Linked DNA regions of Mus musculus: regions 2 and 3 are each linked to region 1. The links are chromatin loops, found by intact Hi-C in ENCODE. Cell type or tissue: left cerebral cortex. All regions are shown on one strand.

Region 1 (8,000 bases):
AAGTTTCTCTGTAAACCGAGGATAATATAGTACCCACCTCCTACGGCTGGATAACGTCTGAGCATCACTCAGCATGGAATCTGACATAGTGAGAGCCACAGCGATGCTGATATAATAACAGCTGTGACGAGGAAACCATCAGAGGACAATGTGTGCACAGAGATGAGAGGCACCAGTGTACACAGACGACTTTCTATTTAGGAGAAGGTCACAGCCGTTCATACCTGTTTAGAGATGCGTGCTAGATTTTAAGGAGCGAGCGATGCGAAGTGCCAAGGCCAACACGGACCTGGAGAAAGAGTGAGGGATACAGTTTCCAGCCAGGGCACATGGCAAAGCTGAGCCCAAAATGCTTCCCAGAGCCTTTTCTTTTCTTTTTTGATGCACTTGTTTCATTTTATATGTAGGAGTGTTGGAGCCAACAGAATTGGAGGTGCTGAGGTTCTCAGTTGCCATGTGGGTGCTGGGAACAGAATCCAGGTCCTCTTCGAGAGCAGGCACCAAGCCATCTCTCTACCACTTTTTATTTTTTTGAGACGGAATCTATCTATTTTACAGGTTCAAGCTCTGTTAGAACTCCCAGTCTCCCAGTCTTAAAAAACGATCCTCTCTCCTGCCTCCCATGTAACTGGGATAACATATATGCCCCACTATACCTGGCTTTTCTAAGGACTTTAGAATACTAAGTCACTCTTGGGCTAGAGTATGTAGCTCCGTGGTATATTGTTTGCCCAACACAGCAAAGGAAACAAGGGAAGGAAGAAAGAGAGAGAGAGAGAGAGAGAGAGAGAGAGAGAGAGAGTGAGTCTTGTTGTTGTTCTTTTAAAAATCCAGGAATAGATATCACATCTGTAATGGCAGCACATCATATCAAAGCCAGCCTGGGCCACAGAGATCGTGTTTCACAGATCCACAAAAACAAAAATCTGCAAAAAAGCAAAACAAGGAAGTTCCTCTACTTGTTTACTCTTAGGTAAAACTGAGTGACTGCCCAAGACAAGCCAGCGTTTAAGCCAGCTGTCATAGCATAATTATTAATGGTGCCTTTCTTGCTCTAATGAGCTGATTTATAGTAGTGCTATATCTGTCCATCCTATATAAAAGCCCCCCCCCTCACCACCCCTACAGTTAAGGTAAAGAAACTGCAGTGTTTTGAATCTACTGGACTAACATGAAACCTGAAAATATACTTTAAACATTTCTTATCATTTTGAGACAGGGTCTTATAGTTCAGGCTGGGTTTGGACTTGCTATGCAGCCGAGGGTGACCTTGACCTCCTGATGCTCCTGCCTCCGCCTCCACCTGCAGGTGTGTATGCCACGGGCCTGGTTTTTGTTCACATGCCAGTGCTAGGATCATAAACAACAGAGCACATTTTCTAAACATCAGCCCTGGAGAAGGTGGCTTGGGCTGGGGGCACTATCTGTGCTTAAGGGTTTGTTTTTAAAAATTGCAAGTAAAAGAACAGGAGGAGGGGCTGGAGAGATGGCTGAGTGGTTAAGAGCCCCGGCTGCTCTTCCATAAAACCTGGGAAGAATTCCCAGTACCCACATGGAAGCTCACAACTGTCTGTAACATCAGTTCCAGGGAATATGACATCCTCACGCTGACATACATGCAAACAGAAACACCACTGCGCATGACATTAAAGAATAAAAAAATCACCATCATCAACAACAACACAAACAAACCTAAAAAATACTGTTTAGGGCAAAAAAACCCCAGGAAGAATGAGAGCGACAGTGGCACTTTGTTAAGAACACTTTTTCTGTCATAGCAGAAATTTACAAGAAGTCAATAACTTTGGAAGTTAAAGAAGGCTTCCTATGATTGGCTCAAACAATGCTAGCTGGGCCTCATTAATCCCAACACTGGGTTTATTTAGAGAAATGTAAGCTCTGTGGATCCGCATTTTAGTCTCTCCAAAAGTTACAAGCAAAACTATGTACTTAAAAGTTGTTAAAAAAAAAACAAACAAACAAAACAAAAACTAAAATGAAGAAATACATTTTACAAAGTAAATTAGAATGGATGCCTTTCCGGAAATTCAAAAAATTATTCTGCTTCATCTCACCCTAAGCCTTCAGCAGTCTGCAAAAGTTGTATTTATGGACACACCAAAGAGATTTCTCCCCACGTAGCACTAACAAGTACATATCCATATGCATTTGTTAAGCACAGCCACTTTTTCTTTATCGTTTGTCAGACCTGTTTATACAAATGAGATCAAAACCAGATTCAACCACCGACTTAAAATTAGTCAGTTGCTGTGTTTAACAAATTCTGGAACAACACTACGCAATCTTGCAAAAACATCACGGGAACACTATCTGGGATAGAATAAGATAAATAATAAATACGCTTAAGAGTGTTTTCCAGTGTTCGTTGTTACAAAATCATAACCTCTCAAGCCACAAACAACGAGATTGTATAACGTCGCCACGGACGTTTTATAAGTAGGGGGGCAAAAAAGAAAAAAAAAAAAAAAAAAGAGGCGGAGAAACTCAGCAAAACACGGTGGCGACGGGAGTCGGGGGAGGGGTGCGCAAGAGGGGGCGGAGAAACCTGACACCCAGGCGGTGATATCACCGGCAGCCGACAGCTCGGAATTCAGAAAGTTAAGTGTCACCCAGCAATTTGGGTCCCGGCTGGAGCGTCCGCACGGCGCGCCTGCACCTCGCTGGGAAGCCGGGAGGGGGAAGGGCGGGTGGCTGAGTTCGCCCAGGGGCAGGGTAGCCTGGTGGGGAGCGGCGTGCTCTACCTAGCCATGATTTCATCTTTTTTTTTTTTTTTTTTTTTTTTTTTTTTTTTACCCCGGAGGAGCGGCCAGGGCCGCCATGTGCCTGGTGTGCGGCCGGGTGCGTTGCGATGGGAGACCCACCTAGACCCGGCCCTGGTGGCCATGGGACGCAGCGACTCAGTCAGGAAAAGGGCAGGCGGTCGGAGAGGGGAAGTCGAGGTGGCTGAAACAACGCTGCCCCGCGGAGATCGCGGGCCTCAAGGGACTGCCCTCCCATCCTCCATCCCCGCAAGGACTAAGGCCAAGGTGCTAGGCAGCGTCGCAACTCCCAGGGAGGATGCTGCCGAGGCCAGGCGGGATGCAGGGGCCCAGCTTTCCCAGGGCGGCGGACCCCGCGGGGCCCCATTCCCCGCCCCTGCCCCGCCGCGCCCCGCACGCTCCCGGCGGCGTGGCGTAGGCAGTGCAGCCCCCGCCTGAGCCGAGCGACCCGCCATCCGCTTAGGGACCGCGGCGGCCTTCGGCTCGGCCCGGCGCGCGTCGCAGACCGCCACTCTTTTGGCGCTTTCCGCCCCAGGCGCCTGTCCCCACCCCAGAGTCCTGGAGAAAAGCTTGTACCTTCCACGGCTTCCTCCACCACCTCATCGTCGCTATCCATGGCGGCTGAGACCCTACCCAGCCCGGGGCCGTGCGGCCGGCTCCCGTCCCTCTGGGTGCTCCTGGTGGCTGAGCGAGCGCTGGAGCTAAGCCCTGCGAGTTTGGAGGAGGGGGAGGAGGGGGAGGAAGAGGAGGAGCAGTCGGGGCGGCTCGCGCTGCCTCCCCCTACAGTCCTTTCAATTCCTCCGCCAGCCGCGGCAGCCGCAGCCGCCGCCCCCTCTCCTCTCGTCCCCGGTCCCGGAGGCTCTGGGGTGCTGCCGCCACTGCAACTTTCTCCTGTGATACCCCCTCTTTGTTATGGAGCAGCTGATCCGCTGACATCACCCGGCGCCGGTGCGCTCCCTCCCTCGTTGATTGACAGTTCCCTGTCCTTTCCCAGAAGTGAGGATCCTTAGAACCCAAGGTGCTCCGGAGCTGCGCCGCCTCTTAAGACCAGGCAGTGGGCAGACCAGGCGGCGTTTACCTTTTGGCTTGGTTCACTGTTCGCCAGCCACGCGGTCCAGGTCGCCGCCGGCTGTTCGCTAGCGCCGGGGGCCTCGAGGGTACCCGCCTGGGGTGGGTGAGGGGCTCAGAGCACCTGATACCCCACGATGTGCCACCAGGGACTTGGAAGTGCGTCATGCTGGGTGTTCCTACCACTATCTCACTCCTGGACAGCTGGAGCGCACTCGGAACTAAGGAAGCCTTTGGTTCCTGAGCTTCTACTTCCTCTTGCCCTCGAGCCCCACTTCACTCGGCTCGCTACTGCCCAGAGTTGCAAAGTGCGGCGGGCCCAGGAGCGCAGGTGCCCCGTCCCCCTTCCACTGCCCAGCGCTGCCTCCACAAGCCAGTTCCCTCGACTCCAGGGGGCGTCCTGCGTCCTGGATTCCTCCCGACTGAACGTCCTACCCAGGAGTCCCCAGTCTCCATCTTCTTTCGCATCTCCAGGCCCCTAGAGAGATCCAGGAATTCAGCAAACCCAAATGGCAGCAGGCTGGTAATCAGGCCGCACCCGAGCTTTGGCCGATTCCTTCTCCTTGTCTTGAAGATGGAGCCACCAAGCGGAGAGCCGGAGCCAGGACCCTGTGTCTAGCGCTCCTCCTTCTCTCGCCTCCGGTCCTGTATTTGTGATGTCCCTAGATGTTTCTTTAGTTTCTCCAAGTGCCAACCACTTCACAGACTCAGGCATCTTTGAGGGAAGAAAACTCCCTTCCCAGCCCAGCCACTTAAAGAGTGTCATTATGTCCTCTTACAGGTGGCAGCAAAGGATCTCTTTAAATAGCGGGTTAAATGCATGCGCATGTACCCAATGTACTGTGGAATTACCCGGTGCTGGTCTGGCCTTCTGCCAAGAACAGTCATCGTGGCGGGTGGGAAGGATGGGGCAGGAACCAAAGAAAGTTGTTCCTTTTCGTTTTCTGAACAATAAATGAGGCAGGATTTCAAGTCACTTCCAAAGCCTGAGAGAGTCCCCCCCCTCCTTAATTTCTTAAATGCCTTTTTTTTTTCATTTTCTTTTTCTTTTTTATTTAAGGCAGGATCTCCTGTAGCCCGGTCTCTCACCTCTAACTCACTGTATACAGGAAGACGATTTTGAGCTAATCATCCCGCCTCTATCTTCACAGCCCCGTAATTACAAACCTTGGCAGCATGCTGAATTTATAGTACTGGAGATACAATCCAGACTTTTCCATGCTAGAAAAGCAAGCTCTCCACCAAATGAGCTGCACCCCCACTGGCTGATATATGTCAGCCAGAAAAAAAAAAAAAGTAAAAGAAACAGGGCATGGTGGTATTAATCGCTGCACTAGGGAGGCAGAGGCAGGTAGATCTCCGAGTTCAAGGCCAGCCTGTTTGGTGTATAGAGTGAGTTCCTGGTCAGCCAGGGCTACATAGAGAAATACTGTCTCAAAGGGAAAACCACTTAAGAGAAAAATTATGGAGACACTAACCCCAAATACCATCAGAAATGTTAGCTCCATTCTGACTGCGTTCGAAAGAGGAAGGTTGTGGATGTGGAGTTAGAAGGCTTAGGGTCCAGTCTCCTTCACCTGCAAAGTGCACCAGGGTGGCCACTCTGGCAGTATGGGTTCCTCTTCTGGGCATTAGATACTCAGGCCATATGGGGAGGGACTTCTGTGGTTTAGGCTGGTTTACTCTTTGACCCTTTAGCCTAGGCTACACCACTGTACACACTGGCTCAGGCTACGCTGTCCTGAAATCTTCCATACCCCTCTGAAGTCTGTCTTGGGATTGATCTCCTTAAGGGTCTTCCAGGACAGGTACCAGGGACCTTTGTTAGGCTCCACAGAAATCTACACCTGCAGGGAAATATGAAAGGATACCTTCAGATTATAATTTAATCTTTTTTAAAAAACGATTTGATTTGATTTATGTGTGTGTGTACACTCATGCATGTGTATACGGCTGCATGCTGTGTGTGTGTGTGTGTGTGTGTGTGTGTGTGTATACCAAAGGAGGCCAGAGTGCATTGGAACCCTGGAGTTGGAGCTACAGGCAGTGGTAAGCCCTTGAATGTGGGTGCTGGGAACCAAATGTGGGTCTTCTGAGACATCTGCAGCCCACATAACATCACTTGAAAACATGAATACAGAAACAGGATTGTACTGAGTGTGTGTGTGCACATGTCTGTGAGTGTGTGCTAGACAGAGTCTCTCACTTGCCTAGAACTCATGGAGTAGGGTAGGCCTCAGATACCCACCTGTTTCTGTCTTCCCGGTGGTTAGGTTGCAATCATACACCTCCACACTTGTCTTTTGTTGCTGTGTTGTTTTGAAACCATGGACTCGGGAGTTGACGAATCTCCCCGGTCCTTATTCAGAGTTTCTGAAAAGGCATTTACCGTGCTTCATCCCTTCTGGCTTTGAGCTGTATGAGCTCTCCCCTTACCTTTAATTCTTATGTATCCCTGCTTTCCTTACGCATGATGCTGGTGCTCACATGACGAAGAATAGCAGATGCTCATCTCCTTCAGTTACTAGACAATAAAAACGATGAAAACCGAAGGAAGAAGCAAAAATAAATTTATTTCTTTACTGAAAGAAGGTAATGTCAGGGCAGGAAACGCCCCCTCAGGACACAGACCCAGGCTCACGGTGGGAGGGTACACGTGTGTGCTGAGGGAGGGGAAGGGCCTGCCACAAGTGTCTTACCTCTCTCTGTCTTTGGGTTCAGAGGAGAATGTCCTCTTGGAGGAGTGCGGTTAGCCCCGGTGTTAGGAGCAGCCTACCTGTGTCAAGAGCCTTTCCATGTGCTGCTTTGAGAGTGTTTGGAACCGGCGCCCATTCCCTGCCTCTACAGAAATGGATCTCGAATGTGCCTAGAAGGATCTGGGTGAGGAACCAGGGCCCTTCTGGTATTGTTGCACGGCCAGGAAGGAACTCGCCAGCTCTTTCCATCAGGAAGGCAGCCGTTAGGACGGTCCATCTCGGTGCTTGACTTCCTCTTGTGACTCTAGACCACAAGTTTAGGGAAAATGTTAGCTGGATCCCCTAAAACAGTGGTTCTCAACTCCCCTCAACTGCGAGCCTTTAATACCCCCTCCCCAACTATAAAATTATTTTTGTTGCAGAAAGGACTTTTCTGTTTCCTGTAAACAGGGCTGAGTTTTGTTTTTTTTTTTTTTTTTTTTTCTCCCAGACTTGATCCTCTTCTGTGATTTGGCCAAATGCTTTGTTTCAGCCCAAGTGCCAATGGCATCTTTTGCACTGTTCCGCTGGCCCCACGTGGGACCCATCACGTTCTTTCCTACCATGCTCTTCTCTGAGAGCTTGTTTTACAAACTCTCCACGTGGCTTCCGACTAATGCGGTTATGAGCTAGAAATCAATAAAGCTCTTGGTCAGAGACAGTATGCAGCAACAACAGCAGCTGGCTGGTCCTAACGCACAGACCCCAGTATAGCGGGGCGCACACGCGATAGCACAGTGGAGCCCTGGTTGAGACTCCCTTGCACGATATATAGTGTGCTGCTTGTGGGGTTTTACTTGTAACTTTATTTTAATTAGTTAATTATTGCAGGGCTGAGGCCGCCACTACTCCTAGCCCCTTGATGATTCAGGAATGCCTCTACTGGCTGAGCACGCCCTCCGTCCCTCAGTGATCCAGTCAGACAGGAATTCATCACTGAGCCACTACTCCGGACTCCCAGCTCCTAGTGAGTATACTCCTGCTGAGCCATGACCCCAGTACATGGAGAGACTGGGCTAAGCATCTGTGGTTTAGCTTCTGTTGTCCTCACCTGTGGCCCATCTCTCCACACTCAGTGTGGGGAACACAAGTTCTTTCTCCAGTGATATTGTAAAATTGAAATACTCAGCTACTTGAGGTCATTTTCCCACCCGTGGTTCACAAGGTTCATCTCCTTGCAAACATGATGTCACTTTTACAGGAAATACATGTCTAAAACCTTCCCGCATCTGAGGTGCTTCCTATGTCCTGGGTAAACAAACTTGTCAGAGAGCAGATGTGCGTGCAGGGCACACTGGGGCAACTAAGCCAATGTGGGTTCACTTGTGGTTGTTAGTAAAGAACTATTCCCACCCAGCAGATCAGGGTTAGGAGACGCACGGTTCTCAACACCCAGAACAGGTCTCCAAGCTCCTGG
Region 2 (8,000 bases), 49 kb before region 1:
AAAGAGGAACAGGGGCTGGGGGTGGGGATACGAGTGGGGACGTTCATCTTGGAAAAACCTTCCTTGGCTCATTCTTTTCCCAGATCTTCAAAGGCACAGAACGTGGATGCTTTGCCAGCGTGCTACGAATAGTTCCACTTTTGAGGACAGACCTATGAACCAAACTCGTAGGACCAATGTTCAGAGCAAGAGTCTCAGAGTAGTCACAGTTAAGTGAGAAATGTGACTGCCATAGGGACAGTGGGGCTGTGCTAACATGTCCAACACTCTTTCCCCAAAGGCAGAATGACAGCCAGAGGGCAGCTTAATGAGAAGGGGATCGGACTGGAGGAGGGCTCTGTGATAGTCGTGTAACATTCAATGAAACTTGAGCCATCCATTTCACAATACGGATTAGATGTCGCTGGGCCCCGGAAATTAAAGAAAGGCAATTGCTCAGCTACAATTATGGCAGGTAATGTTTGCCTCAATGGTTCTTGAGCTTGGTATGTTTATAGTTAATAATGTTTGGGAATCTTAAAATTGTTTCATGTGTTTTTTAATTCCAGATTTGAAATCATAAAAGTGGGCATTATAATCTAATGAATTCCCCCATGAGCTGGTCTCTCAGCTCTCCACATACGGCGAGTCTGGTTTTATCTACAGCTCAACTACTTCTCCCAGCCCTGTATTATCTTGAAGAAGATTCCAAACCTTGTGATGGCTTTGAAAGACTATTTTATTCAATCCCATCCGGCTGGCTTGCCGCTCATTCTTCTTGTTCTCTAGTGACGTTAGGTATCACTGCTTGGGCCCTGATATGGCCCCCAGAGAGCACTTTTCAAGACAGTTACCGTCATCCCTTCTGCTTACCTTTAACCTTCTCATAATTCCCCACATACACTGCCATACCCGTCACTTATTAGACTCCAGAGGAAGGCAAAGTTCCAGGGTTGTGTGTCCTGCCCAGGTGACTCTATGCAGTTAACGGGCTGAACATAGAATTCAAGAGACCCGACATTTGAAAAATCTTCTGTGTAAAGTCACCGACCCCACTGAAGTTGGAGGGCAAGCTCTGGAATGTTGTCAATGGTTCATAAGGCTCATGGGTGGTGGGTGGTCCTCAACACCCGCACGGAGGACTGGAGAAAACCCACTTCGTTTTTCTGATGCCCCCTTCTCCTCTCCCTTAGGGTGGATTTCCTTTCTCCCTGAATCTGAGATGCCGAGTCTCAAATCTGGTGGTCCACGGTGACTGTGGCAAGGGAAAGCAGTACAGCCAGTGGTCGGCTTCTGTCAGGTTTCCGGCTCTATGCCCCATGCTGGGGGTATCATAGGCCTTACCTACCTAAGAGGTGTTCTTGTGCACACACATGTGCGCACGCACAAGTATGTGCTTACACATGCACTCAGGTGGAGTGGTATAATTGTAATTTCACGTGTATAAATATATAAACAAGAGATGACAGCTATCTTACTACTTGCTTAGGAAGCAAAATCGTTGCTATGGGGTATGCTACCTCCTTTGGTATACATAACCCACTCAAATGACAAGCTGGACTGTGAATTTTTAAAATTAGTTTCCTATGGATTGGCAAGATGGTTCAGCCATCCAAAGCAGGGATGCTGAGGCTGTGACAATCTTGGTTTCATCCCTGGGATCCACACATCGGAGGGAACTAACCTCTACAAGCTGCCCTCTGACCTCCACACTCATGCTAACACACACACACACACACACACACACACACACACACACACACACACACACACAGAGAGAGAGAGAGAGAGAGAGAGAGAGAGAGAGACAGAGACAGAGACAGAGACAGAGACACAGAGAGAGATTAAAATGTTAAATCACATTTTAATTTATTTTTGTACATGCATGTTTGTACACATGTGGAGGTGAGAGGACCACTCCCAGGAGTCTGTGCTCTCTTTCCTCCACTCGGGGACTGAACACAGGGCCCCAGGTGCCACAGTAGCAGCAGGTGCCTTTCCCCACTGAGCCATCCGGCCATCCCTGACTTAATTTTCATTTCAAGCTTTTTTTTTTTTTGAGATGACTGTCTCACTAGGTAGCCCTGGTTACCCCTGGAACTTGCTGTGTAGACTATGCTAGCCTTGAGCTCATCTATAGATCCCCTTGCCTCCTGTGTGCTAGGATTAAAGGCATGTGCTGCCATGCCTTGCTTATCTCCAGCTCTGGGTACAGGTGCCCAAGACGTCCCTATTTTAGAGAGGTGTGCTCTCTGCCAGAGAGCAGCTGGAGCCTGGAATCAAGAAGAAATCCATGAAGCTGCCTACTACCTGTAACTTGATTTAATTCCTTGTGTTTGGTGCATATGATGAAGGCGAAGACAACATCGTCCATGAACCAGGACTCTCTCTGCAGCAGGGACTGAGCACTGAAGATGACATAGGGAAGTTCAGGGTTTAGAGCCTTTAGGACTAATGGGCGCATAACTGCATTCTAGCTAAAGCACCTTAAAGTGCCTGGAGACTTAAAAAAAACAAAAACAAAAAACAAAACAAAACAAAACAAAATAAAAAAACACCTCTGGATGGTGGTGGCACACTCCTTTAATCCCAGCATTTGGGAGGTTGAGGCGGGTGGATTTCTGGGTTCTGAGGCCAGCCTAGTCTACAGAGTGAGTTCCAGGACACAGAGAAACTTTGTCTTGAAAATCAAACCCCAAACCCCAAACCATACCAAACAAAAGAATCTTTGTCTTTAAATATAAACCAGCTTTGTTTGATGCAGTTTACTGTAGGCACCAAATGTACTATTAGCCGTCTTAAATATGGGCTTTAAAAACAATTACGAAGCTATTCAAAGTTCAATCTGGTGATTAAGAAAAAGATTAGGTAAAGTTGGTTTTGTCCTTTGTGATGTGTGCATGATTGAGCACGTGTGTGTTTGAGCACGTGTGTGTGTGTGTGTGTGTGTGTGTGTGTGTGTGTGGGTGGGTGGGTGTGTGGGCGTGCGCGTGCGCGCCCCCCTACCCCCCACCCCCCCAGTCCTGCCACTCAGCCACACCTGGGCAGACTTCTCCTTTTTATTCTTCTTTGTTTTGTTTGTTTGTTGTGTTTTTTGTTTTGAGAAGTTCTTATGTAGCCCAGGCTAGCCTTGATATAGCCCAGGGTGACTTGAATTCCTGATTTTCCAGCCTCTGTTTCCCTTCTCAAGTGGTATGTGCCTGGCCTTTGTGTTTCTTTTGAAGACACGTAGGAACTAGGCCTTAGGAAATGATAGGAGGATAAGCTCTCGCCACAAGAGGGCGCTGAGCCACAGAGAAAGCCAAGGATTGTCTGGGAAGCAAAAGCTAGGGGTGAAGGCAATTTCCGGGGAGCCCCTAAGGAGTCAGCGGATGGGAGGTAACTTTCATTTTTCTCCTCACTTCAGTCGCTCAGACTCCAAGCACAGGGCTCACTCTTCATTCATTCCCAGCATCTTCTTTTCCGTTCTGGAGACTGGCTCTGGAGCCTTTGCCTGGCCAGGGCAACTCACTTCCTACGACTACAAACCCTAGAAAACATGCAAGGCAGCACAGCGTGGGTGGAATGGGGGCGGGGGGGGGGATACATCTCCGGTGATCTCCTTACAGTCCTAGGATACCTTCTGTCATTTTCACCCCAAGGTCTGAACTCAGGAAGGTCCTGCACCCCAGAGCCAATACAGCCCTGGTGTGCTTCCCCTGACTCAACGTCCTCCTTGCAGAAGACACAGGCAAAGCGCTTGCCCTAATCGGCTCTAGATTCCTCTGTCTCCTCGCCAATCTTGTATTTCCCTGTGTGGCCACACAGGATGTGAAAACTGTCACTGACAAAGTGTCTCTCCACTGACACTTGTGTCCTCGTCTTTATCATTATACCTAAATATTAGCAAACCTTACATTTGTGTGTCTATATGTGTGTGTGGTGTATATTCTAAGCTTCCTGAGTTCAGAAAAGGGTATTGGTCATTACCACCCTTTGCCTTATTCCTGGGACAGGATTTCTCCTCGCTGAACCTGGAGCTGAGCTGGTGGCCAGCAAGCCCAAAGTGGCCCTCTTGTCACTGCCCCACCCCTGAGATCAACAGCTGAGGTGGAGGCCACAGCTTAGCTTTTTATGTGGGTCCTTAGGGATCTGAACTGAAATCTTCATATTTGATCAGCAAGTCTCCAGTCCCAAGTCTGCATTTTAAAAGCCTAACTCCATTGTCCAGCAATTGCTATTGTAAGTTACATCCCAAGGAGACTGGGTTCTGCAATGGGCCTGGGCAGCATAGTAGAGCTGGCCCTGATGGCGTGGGTGCAGATGAGCCAGCCCGGAAGGCATGAGGGAGCATGAGTGGGAGAGTTGGCCCTGCCCTTGCTGGTGGTGGCATCGGTTGAGCCAGCCTGGATGGGGCAGTAGAGCTTGCCCTTATGGTGTGGTTGTGGCAGGCTGCCCAGGGTAGATACTTCACAGGCCCAGATCCAGGGCTTTCATCGAATTGGCCCATGCCAGCATCTACCCCATCAATGAACTGCTGGAGTGCGTGAAGGACCTGGTCCTGCAGATCCAAAACTGCAGGATCTCCATGATACAGAGCAACAACAGTATATCCAAGAGGAGTCCCATTGAGGTTCCAGTAATTGATAGAGTAGCAGAAGCCAGAGGCCTTGTCACCTGACCAAGGACTCTGCAAGCAAAGAAGTGTGGGCAAAAGGGTATACTGTGGGGTACACTGTGACAACACTAAAGCTTCCACAATGAGATGTTTTTGTTGGGGTGTTCTTGCGCACGCCAGACGACGCTGCAACAGGATCCTTCTGCACACGTTTATTGGGAGAGCTTGATTGCAGAGGCGAAAAGACCCCGAGCCCAGAACTGGTGCTGCTTATATAGGCCTAGGAAAGGCGTGTCTCACACCCGGATTGGTTATGCACTAAGCCTCATTTGCATGTTCCTCATCTGATTGGCTACTCTCTCTCTCTGTACCTCACAGAGCCTCATTATCATACCTCATTTGCATGTCTCACATCTGATTGGTTATACTCTCAAAGCCTCATTTTCATGCCCGGGCCAGGCAGTGTCTTTGCAAAAGACTTTACTGCATATGTACACATTGGTTGTTTGTCCAAACTTATGCGTGGTGGCCAGCAGTAGTCAGTGCCACTCTGCAACGGCACATGTGGCTTCCCACAGGGTGTGGAGAGGGATGGTTGCAAGGGTATGAGGGGAAGGGGAGGTGAGTGGGACTGGGGTGCATGATGTGAAATCCACAAAGAACCAATAAAAAGTTAAGAAGAAAAGCACCTGGAGCTCTGCCTCTCCTTAGCACCACTCCCCACTTCCACGAGGGCCTCCATCTTCACCGGAGTCTTCACACCACACAGGGGAGGAAGGTCTGGGGAATAACATGGTTTCAAGAGTGTTTCTGAGCCAGATGTAGTAGTAGTAGTAGTACACGCTTGTCATCCCAGAACCTGGGAGGCAGGAGGACTGCCCACAGTTTGAGGCCACTCTGCGCAACATAGCCAGACCCTGACTCAGAAAACCAGAGAGGTGGCCAGATGGCTCAGTGGGTAGCTGTGCTTGTTGACAGCCCCTGTTAGATCCCTGGGGAAACTGATTGAAGGGGAGAACTAACACCGTTAAAGTCATCTTCTGACCCACAGGGACCGACACCCACCCTCCACGGGACAAATGCACTCACCTCATCCCTCTTCCTGGTAAGCAAATAAATGTGATTTAAAATACTTCCCAACCAACGAAACAAGACTGTTTCTAAAAACTGCAATAAGCTCAGTTGAACAAAATTGCTTTGTGAAGACAAACATAGCTTCTTCACTCCACTGGGTGGCTTTCTGGGAAAAGGCTTCCAGGTCTTTAGGAACACAATTCCCAGCTGCTCACTGGGTACCCCAGCCCACTCCTTCCTCTCTGCTGCCAGCCCTGACTTCTACTAAGGTTCCTGAGAAATCCACACACAATTATTTCAGGCTCGGGGGGCGGGGGGTAGGGGATGGGTGTCTCTCCCTAGCCTGGAATGTTTTTTGTTTTTGTTTTCCTCACCCTCAGGAAAGCTCTGAGCTACAAGGTTCAGCCCTTCCCCAGCTCCTTGACTCTTCTTCGCCCAAGCCTACCCAGGAGCGCACATTTGGTCACTGTGAGGCTTGTTAATCAACGCTCTGCTTCCCACTTGCAGACAGCCTCTGGGCCTGCCATATGGAAAGCTAAAGAGATGTCAGATGGATGAACATGGCTTTACATTCTGCCATAAGTAAGCGTGTGCCCTACACATCCAGGAAGACACTGACCCCTGAGCACTTGTCATCGGTGGGGAGTGAGTATCCTTGTTAGCTATGGCTAACTTGCTGGAGCCTAGAGTCCCTGCTCTCCTAGAAAAGAAGAAAGGGGTTGTGGGAAATGTTTTCCTTCCTTCCTTCCTTCCTTCCTTCCTTCCTCCCTCCCTCCCTCCCTTCCTTTCTTTCTAAAAAATACTTAGTGTTGTATGAGCATCTTGTTGCTGACACATCAGAAGAGGGCATCAGATCTCATTACAGATGGTTGTGAGCCATGTGGTTGCTGGGAATTGAACTCAGGATCTCTGGAAGAGCAGACAGCGCTCTTAACCACTGAGCCATCTCTCCAGCCCATGCTTTCTCTTTTTAAAGCTAAACTTTTGCGATTACTGGCAAGGGGCATCTGTGCCACAGTATATATGTGGCAGTCAGAGATAACTTGCAGGAGTAGGTTCTTTTCTTGTCATCTTTTGGGTGCGTCCCAGGAGTTGAGTTCAGCCCATTAATTAGGCTTGGTGGCAAGCACCTTTACCTGCTGAGCCATCTAAGCTGGTCTTAAGATCTTTAAGATTTTATTTTAAAGAACCATTTTCCTTCAGACACTCCAGAAGAGAGCATCCGATCTCATTATGGATGGTTGCGAGCCACCATGTGGTTGCTGGGAATTGAACTCAGGACTTCCGGAAGAACAGTCAGTGCTCTTAACCACGAAGCCATCTCTCCAGCCCAATCCATTTTACTTTTAATTAAGTGGATAAGTGTGTGTCTATGGGAAGTTATATGCACACGTGCACATGAGCTGCAGAGGTCAGAAGAGGCCATGACCCCGAGGATCCCTGGAGTTGGAGTGGCAGCTGTGAGCCATCGGACACAGGTTCTGGCAACCCCGGTCCCCTGGGAGAGCAGTGAGCACTGTGTAATCTTTTTTGTTTATTGTTGTGATTGTTTTTGTTTTTCTGAGACAGGGTCTCACTGTGTAGCCCTGGCTGTCCTGAAACTCCCTCTGTAGACCAGGCTGGCCTCAAACTCAGATCTGTGTTTTCCTCCCAAGTGTTGGGATCAAAGGCCCAGGCAGTGTGTCATCTAAACCACTGAGTCACCTTGGCCCCATCCCTGTATTAAGAATTTCTAAACAAACTTCCAATGTAAAGTTCATTTAGTAATTTAAATACACAGGAAGGCACAGTCTATGGGCACTGTTGCTGCTTTTCTTGCCTAGACAACTAAAAAACAAAACAAAACAAAACAAAACTGACAACAGGAGATTGTATATTTTGTTTAATACTTGCATTGTTTCTATAGCGCAATTATAGCAATCTTTAAGTTTACTTTTCATTACAAATATTTGTCAAGTTTTGTTTCAGAAACATTTTTCCTACTTTCTTGCACATGCGCCCAGACACACTACAAAAAATTCATTCATAACACAGTAAGGGCAAACATTACTCATGTAAACATCTTCCATTGATTTCCCGTAATTAAAAAAAAAATCATAGAATTATATATTGAATAAGGCTCATAGATTTAGTTCAAATTCCACAAAAGACCAAAGATGGTTTTTTTTTCTTTTTAACTGTGATGGGTTGACTTTTGGTTACAATCAAGGCCGAAAGCATAACCCCCTGGCTTCCACTCCATAAACGTACCTCACAACCCAAGAAAATGCCTCGTAGGATAGAAAGAGAACATAGAAAAACCAAGAGGAAAAAAAAAAGAAAACATTTGAAGAAAGGAGCCAAGAATCGT
Region 3 (8,000 bases), 470 kb after region 1:
TCTGACCTCAGTGGGCCTTTCAGGAGATCTTAGGGAAGAGAAAGAGAATGAAAATCACTAGGGTCAAGGAGAGGACAAAGAGGAAGGGGGATGGAGGAGGGAGGGGAGGAGGGGATGGAGGGAGGAAGGGATGGAGGGAGGAGGGGAGGAGGGGAGGAGGGAAAGAGGGGATGGAGGAAGGAGGGAAGGAGGGGATGGAGGGAGGAGGGAAGGAGGGAAGGAGGAGGAAATCAGGGGAGAAGGAGTCAAAAAGAGATGCGAAGGTGTCAGAGGTTTTCATCTCCTCTACTGCTCAGGGATGTGACTTGAGCCCAGTTACCAAAAGCGTCAAAAGTCTTGCCAATGCCAGAGAAGTGCTGGGGACAGCCACAGTGTCAGGCATGGAGGCTGCACACATGGTATTTTAGCACACTTTGCTAACAACGCCTATATGTTATTAAATTATAATGTCCCAGAGCACAACAGTAATTGGGAGAGGAAGTGTGTCACTGGGTGGGTAATAAGACACTCCTCCTAACTACCTGAGAGCAAGTCTTCTGGTGGCCTTCAGATGAAGAGGCAGAATTCTCAGCTCCTCCTGCACCATGCCAACCTGGACGCTGCCATGCTCCCGCCTTGATAATAACGGACTGAACCTCTGAATCTGTAAGCCAGCGTCTTAGTTTATTGCTGTGAACAGATACCATGACCAAAGTAACTCTTTGGTCATGGTCAAAGGACAACATTTAATTGGTGGACTGGCAAGATGGCTCACTGGGTAGAGGCACCCACTAGAGCCAACTGACTCCTGCACGTGGTCATCTGACCTTCAATATGTGCAGTGGCATGTGCATGCACGCACACACCAAATAAAATGTACAAACAAGGCAAAAAGCAATAGGAAGACAAATGTATGAACACCCAAACATGTTTAAGTACATACATATGAGAGAGAGAGAGAGAAAGAGAGAGAGAGAGAGAGAATATGTGTAGTAAAATCAGACTGTGGGGAAAGAAAACACTGGGATTGGTTGGTTTTGTTTTGTTTGGGGGGGGTTGGTTTTGTTTTTTAAAAAAAAGGGAAAAATGCCTCAAGCTGACACTGAGCTGGGCTGTCACTCTGGTTTACAAGGACAGGGATAATCGCCTGTCTTGCTCACCACCACATTTCTGATTGTGGCTTCACTCAGCACTCAGAGAGTACTTCAGAATAATTTGTTGAATGAGTTGCCTACATTCACATCAAATCAATGGCTGGGAAAGGATCTCTCTTAATATTTTAGCCTAAGTAAGTACTTCAACTTCGGAGCTAGAGATAATCACATTTTAATCTATAATAATCTTGTTTTTCCGTTATGAAAATGTTTTCCCCTTTTGAAAGTGAGCTTACTTTTTCACTTCATTGATGAAGAGAATCAGAATAAAGCAGAAAACGCTGAAGGGGGTGTGTGTAAGGATAGGTTTTATAAGTGAAGGCAGGACCCACAAAAATAAGAGGAGGTAGGCTCAGTAGGTAGTATGCTTGGTTTGTCAGCAGGAGGAGCTGACTTCTATCCTTTTATGACTTCTATCCTTTTAATGCCACAACTGAGGGGAGAGAGACAGGCAGGTCTCTGGAGCTCTCTGGCCAGCCAGCCTACCCTGCTGGGGTTGTTCTGGAGCAGTTAGAGACCCCAGCTCAAAAAAAAAAAAAAAAGGTAAATGGTATTTAAGAAATAACACCCAAGTTTGGCCTCTGGCTTACACACACACACACACACACAATGAAAACAAACAAACATGCCTTACAGGCCTCTTTGCAACTGACATTCACAATTTAATTGAAACTGGCCTTTGCTCAAGGATGCCTGAATTAGAACCACGCCAACCATGAGAAAGGACACCATCAGGACAGCCGCTTTCAGGTGAGCCACTAAGCGGGGATAGATGCCCAGCAAGGGTGACTTCTGTCTCATTTATATCAAACTCATACTTGCCCAAGACCTGCACTCACCCATACGATCCCCGACTCTGGAGTGACCAGCAGTGAGCTGCATGGATTTCCTCCCTGCTGATAACCTCTTGGGGGCACCCAGCCTTGCTGCTCGCATGGTTTCAACCTGATCTGAAGTACTTATGACAACTGCTATATGCTTCCCACATCAGGCCAGCGTTTCCCACTCGCCCAAGTCCCCTCTGCTGGAGTCATCTTGGTCTGTTGGGCCCTGGTCACCATCAGGAGGTTTCTCCAGCAGCTGTCTTGAAAAGGTTGGTGGGTTGGGCACAGGTGTACGCAGGCCCCACCCTCCTTCCTGTCACTCCACCTGTGCAAACAGCAAACCTGCCTGAATTCGTTCCATCCAGCTTGACTCCACTGGCTCATTCCTGCAGACATTTCTGCTGCTCTCAGAAGCCCTGCAGAGGCAAGCACTTCCCCAGCGTCCTAACTTTTCAACTTGACCTAGACATAGAACCTCCTATCCGCTATATCCAGTTACTCGTGTTAATTCACATGCTAAAAAGCAGGAGGTCAGCAGGGCAGGTCAGTTAGATCAGTTAGGGGATCTATGCTGAGTAAGAGGCCAACCCAGGCAGGAAAGGAGGGAGAGGGACAATTAGACAAGATCTCCCATCCCTAACAGAGACACTGTCTCCAACCGAGGGCCACTTGCAAAGGAAAAATGAGCTTTCACAAATGGACTCTCATTGGCTATGCAAAACAGTCTTAGGGGAGGCTCCATTCACGTTCAGCCGTAGATGCACCAACATGAAATGACTCGACGGTATTTTGGGTGATTTTTTTTTTGTCTCATATTGCTTTGTTTGGGCATTTTTTTAAAAACCTTACTAATCTTTTGCTTATATATTATGGTTTCCTATTTTGAGTTTGTATGGTGTGTATGTGTGTGTGTATGTGTGTGTGCACAGGTACATGCATGCATGTACATGCATGTTTGCAGAATGTGTTTCTCATGCTGTTTTGTTTTATTTTGCTTTTTAATTTGCCCATTTGTTTGTTTGGTTGTTTTTTTTAAAGATTTATTTTTTTATGTATATGAGTACACTGTAGCTGTACAGATGGTTGTGAGCCATTATGTGGTTACTAGGAATTGAACTCAGGACCTCTGCTCGCTCCTGCCCCGCTCACTCCGGCCCAAAGATTTATTTATTATTATATGTAAGTACACTGTAGCTGACTTCAGACACACCAGAAGAGGGCGTCAGATCTCATTACGGGTGGTTCTGAGCCACCATGTGGTTGCTGGGATTTGAACTCAGGACCTTTGGAAGAGCAGTCAGTGTGCTCTTACCCACTGAGCCATCTCACCAGCCGGCCAGTTTGTTTTCTAAAGAGAGAGAGAAAGAAGGTGTGGAACTGGAAGGGTGGGGAGGTGGGGAGAATCTAGGAGAAGAAGTGAGACGGGAAACAGAACTGTGAACGGAATATATTACATGAAGAAATATTTATTTTCAATTAATATTTAAAAAAGCAGAAGACCAAGACATCTACTTCCTTCTAATGTCAAGAGATCCAAAGTGGCATGCGAGAACAAACACAGGCTTACACGTTAACCTAGGACAAAACAAACAGACAGACAGACATTCATCTCTCGAGATCCAAAGCCTCACAGGACTCATGCTTTCAAAAGCAACAGCAACTTAATCTAAATCTCTCACGAAATGCATCGAGAGAGACTTTCTCTTCCCAGATCCAGGAAAGAGATAATCTTTCCATTTCTAATTTTATGGGACCACGATGAAGAAGAAGCAACGCGTGCGTGCATCTGCTTTCTGTTCTCAGTGACCAGCTGGACAGATGGTCCAGAATATCATTAGTTAAGAAAGCTCCCATTCATTACCACAGAGTCCTCGGGCAGGCTGGGGTGGGGTGCAAGAATGTCCCAGAAGGTGTTATTTGAAGAATGTGTTCGTGTCGAAGACATGAGTCCATGTGGTGGATGTGGGGGAGGAAGAACAGACAGCCTGTTGTGATCAAACAGCAGCCGCGAGTTCCTCAACACTGGCACGTCCACCAGACACTTCCGGCTCCTGTTCTACCCACTCGGTCGACAAAAAACCAGGGGGAGGTCCCAGTAGCTGTCATGATCCCTCCATTCGAGACACAATTCCTCCCAAACAGAACTCTCTCCCAGGACACGATTCCTCCCAAACAGAACTCTCTCCCAGGAGGTCGACCAAAGAGAAACTGCCATTTTGTTGGCTTCTTAGCTCATACAGAATATGAAAAAGGAAACAGAGGGTCTGGTGTATCTGTCTCAAAAGCTATGATTCCAGGCTGAGCTTCCCTTAAGTATAACTCACCACCCCATTTGGCCAGGAGACAGTATATGAAGGGGTGGCCAGTACTAAAGAAGTCCACGAGAGGAGCCAAATCTGTCCAACTGTCCTGCTTTCTGTATCAGATCATACCCCCGTTCCCAGCTCAACTCCTCGTTCATAGCCACCAGAGGGACTCTGATGGATGGATGACTTCTGCGGTCCTATTCATCTTTCTTCCCCCTCGCCTCCCCACACCCTGCACTGAGCACCGACTGGGTACGAGATGTTCTGTCAGACACCCACAGGGTTACAGGGAAGTGAGGACGTGCAGATGCTCGGCTCATGGGTTTACAGAGCGAAGTTTGTGAGTGACAATCAATCAACGCTCACAGCTTCTACACAAATCAGTCTTCAAAACGGCTCCTGCACTGACTTCTTCGCTGTAGCCCTCGGACCTGGAGAGTTGTGCAGAAGAGATCAGGGATGCCTTAAGAATGAATGAGGAGGCAGAATCAATCAAGAGGCAGATAGGGAGCATGGAGCAGGAAATCAGAGAAAGGATGGGCCCAGACCGTGAAGGATGTGGGAAGCACATCCCTGCTCATCCACCCCCCGGCGGTCCCCACCGCTGTCTTCCATCTCTCTGTCAGCAGCTGCTGGGGCTTGGAAGAAATCAAAGGCAGGGTCTCCAACTGCTGCTACAATGGGCCCTGAACAAGTCCCAACTTCACAAGAACTTACAGCAGCCTGCGTGCTGGGCTACCTGCTCTAGACTTCACACCTAGGCTTACACATCTTCCTGAGGCAGGCTTTGCTTTCTGCCATCTGCAGCTTGGCAAGGTGAAGAAGCCACTGGCCCAAGGTCACATTGCTGACTAGTGACAGGACAGGAACATGATCTAGACCACGTCCCTTTCAGGATCAGGTTCTTGGGTATTTTACGGGAAGGGCTCCTTTCTATACCCTGACCAAGCCACACTTGAGACTGTCCTAAATTAACTGTCCCCGGTTATCCGGATATGGGAACCAATCCCAGGTCACTGGGAAAGTAGACATGCCAGCAATGGTAAGTTCAGTGCTCTTGTGGCTCCTGGTAAAGACTCCCTTGCCTCAGTCTCCAGTATGGAGGGCAACCTCAACTATGATGCTGCTTTAGAGAGCAGACTGTGAGAGATTCGATCATGGATGAATGTCCTTCAGGAAGGAGGGCACATAGGATAGAAGCAATTGCTATGTGCATTCATGGTTGTCTCTTTTTTCTTGAGAATTTGGACAGCTAACAATCTTTCTCCTCAACTAAATTTCCCCTGACTCCTGAAAATGAGTCATTTCAACCATAAATGAGGAAGCAGCTGATGTTTCCCAATGACTCCATACTGGAAAAAATTCTGTATTAGTTCCCATGGCCTGCATCCAGGTACTCAAGGCCATAGACAGGTGAAGCAATATATTGATTTTCTTAATTGTTAGAAAAATGTCTTAGGCCAACCTAGAAAACATTCAGAATCACAAAGGTATAAATCACTCCAAAATAAGTTTTTACAAAATGCAAGACAGATGTTTGGACTTGCTTGCAATGCATTAAAGAAAATAGCACAATACTCCCTTGAACAAAGACTACCACAGTGTAAGTGGTAGCTAATTGTGAAGGGAGAAAAGAGTGTTTAGTCACTTACATTTTTGAAGTAAAGGTTAATTTGCTGGAAAATGAGAAGTTAAGACGTGTGTAATGAACCCAACCATCCACAGCATAAGGAAGGGAGGCAGGCAACTCAAGGAGTTAGAGCAGGAGGCTGAGGCATGACAGGAGAGGTTGAATCTCACTCAGGCTCTTCCCACCATTCAGCCATGATGGGCAGACAGGCCTGCCATGGTCAGGATGTGCATCCACAGAACGCTACTCCAACTATGGTCACTGGACTCATGTCCCTAAAACACTGACAGCGTTTCACAGAAGCTTCGGGGCCCAGCCTCGAACATTATAGACATATATATGTGTATACTTATATGCATACACATACATACATATCCATTAGGTTAGTGACTACCCACTGTGGAGTTACACAAGAAAATCTTCCAGTTTCTGGTTCTTTGTTTGTATATTATCTTTTTGGCTTAGGTTCGCCCAACATAGAAGTCTATTTGGTTAGCAGAGGCTACCCGCGATAGCTATTTTAACACAAAACACCAATTTTACTCAAACCAATACATATCTTTATTTCTTTTTAGCACTCCCATATGAGGCAAACCCCCATGTGATCTTTTTATTTATAAAAACAAATTATGCACTGAGCACTATCCTATTGGGAAAGGGGAATTAATCATTTTAATTATTAAGCAGAGCCAAATATTTGTATATCCTTGAACCCCACATATATGAGCAGTTAGGTGAATACATTCTCCCTTGTGCCTTACTATAAAGGGCTGTGTTTCAATACATGGATACAATATGATTATATAATAGATTCCTCTCACTTGTATACTAAAACATAATCCTTTATAGTAATATATTGCAACACTTTCATTTGAATGCCTGTGACTGTATCAACGTCACTTTGTATCTTCTAAACATATTTTAGACTTCATTTGCCTAGATCCTCCCCTCCTCCTCCCCCTACACACAAGAGAATTATTTCTGATAAAGCATAGGTATGAAACAGAAGAAAAATGTTTAATGTTATGAGATTAAGCTTGTAAGGAAAACAAAGCTCTCTATATACACGGGGACCGAAACACAAATGTAAACACATGTCCATGACCCATTCCTGAACACCATCAATCAAACCCCCACTGACTGGCTGTCTTCTCACTAAAAAAGAAACTGTGAGGGGTGGAGAGATGGCTCCTTAGGGTAATGTCCTTGCTTTGCCAGTGTGAGGATCCAAGTTCGAATTCCCATCACACAAGCAGAACACCAAATGGTGAGCTCCAAGTTCAGTGGAAGACACTGTCTCCAAAATATACAGTGGATAAAGGGGAGAGATGACTGAGAAAGACTTCCTGATATTATCTCTGGCCTCCACACATACCAGCAAAAGTTAACAGGATCCCAGACACATGCACATAATACACACAGAGAGAAAGAGAGAGAGAGAAAGAGAGAGAGAGAGAGAGAGAGAGGGAGAGAGAGAGAGAGAGAGAGAAAGAGAGAGCGAGCTAGACAGAGACAGAGAAAGAGGGAAAAAAGAGGGAGAGGTGAGGAAGAGGGAGAGAACAGACCCAGACATCCTCAGACAACAAGCTCACTATTTACCAATACTACATGTTTACTGAAATAAAGCTTTCAAACTACTCCCTTGCAAGTTGGTGGTGAGTTCAATTGGTAAGTGTAAATTTCCCTTGATGGGCAGCGATGTACTGGAATATGGGCCTCTGGCACTATACGAGCTGTACAAGAAAAGACAGGTGAGTGATGCCTGCATTTGAGAGTCCCAGTAGTCAACAGTGAAGCCCTACTGGCACTGTTTTATTAAGTGGCTTTAAGAGTTAGCTGCTACAACTGCCTAAGTCACATAAAAAGATAGGGCAACGCAGCTCCACGCTCTACCACCCTGGAGAACATCCTAGGTCCTCCCAGGCAAGGCCTTTTCCCACCAAAGGCTTTGGCGGACGGCACTGCGGTTGGCTTTTATGCTGCTTTCTTTTACATTAGGTATATTCTCATCATGTTAAACCCTGTCAAGTTTACTGCTCAGGAACTCATCTTAGAATAGGACCCTCGCTTTGAAGGCCCCTTCCAAGAAATGTCAGGGGACAGTAAA

Evidence for each region. A loop is a pair of places that touch in the nucleus more often than their neighbours do. Peaks named below come from ENCODE experiments on the same cell type or tissue, not always from the same donor. Only the 100,000 strongest peaks of a DNase experiment are listed, where the experiment ranks them.
Region 2: it touches region 1 in a loop (2.9-fold over the local background); 8 of 42 quality-filtered maps call a loop at or near these places.
Region 3: a loop joins it to region 1, with 2.5 times the contacts of the local background. A loop is called at or near these places in 2 of 42 quality-filtered maps.

What each region holds. Positions count from the first base shown.
Region 1 is chr3:51,557,162-51,565,161 of GRCm38, forward strand. Setd7 (SET domain containing (lysine methyltransferase) 7) reads right to left here and starts at 3,662. Exons shown (of 8, transcript NM_080793.5): 1 at 3,357-3,662. The coding sequence starts at 3,396. 5031434O11Rik (RIKEN cDNA 5031434O11 gene) reads left to right here and starts at 2,824. Exons shown (of 5, transcript NR_160686.1): 1 at 2,824-3,047; 2 at 3,588-3,728; 3 at 6,570-6,728; 4 at 7,415-7,550. In left cerebral cortex, CTCF peaks have their summits at 2,872, 4,296 and 4,500; DNase peaks (open chromatin) are centred at 2,230, 2,608, 3,010, 3,649 and 3 more places; H3K4me3 peaks cover 3,224 bases; H3K27ac peaks cover 3,128 bases.
Region 2 is chr3:51,507,802-51,515,801 of GRCm38, forward strand. It overlaps Setd7 (SET domain containing (lysine methyltransferase) 7), which reads right to left. Exons shown (of 8, transcript NM_080793.5): 8 at 7,517-8,000. Gm36008 (a long non-coding RNA gene) reads left to right here and starts at 3,187. Exons shown (of 4, transcript XR_003954701.1): 1 at 3,187-3,357; 2 at 5,628-5,681; 3 at 6,158-6,295; 4 at 6,854-6,893. In left cerebral cortex, CTCF peaks have their summits at 3,260 (motif pointing right) and 5,795; DNase peaks (open chromatin) are centred at 3,268, 5,827 and 6,131.
Region 3 is chr3:52,025,893-52,033,892 of GRCm38, forward strand. The region is part of intron 1 of Maml3 (mastermind like transcriptional coactivator 3); the gene reads right to left. Among named protein-coding and RNA genes, the nearest start is that of Maml3, 75 kb to the right of the region's middle. In left cerebral cortex, CTCF peaks have their summits at 1,516, 3,200 (motif pointing right) and 4,406; DNase peaks (open chromatin) are centred at 3,901 and 4,507; H3K4me3 peaks cover 724 bases; H3K27ac peaks cover 320 bases.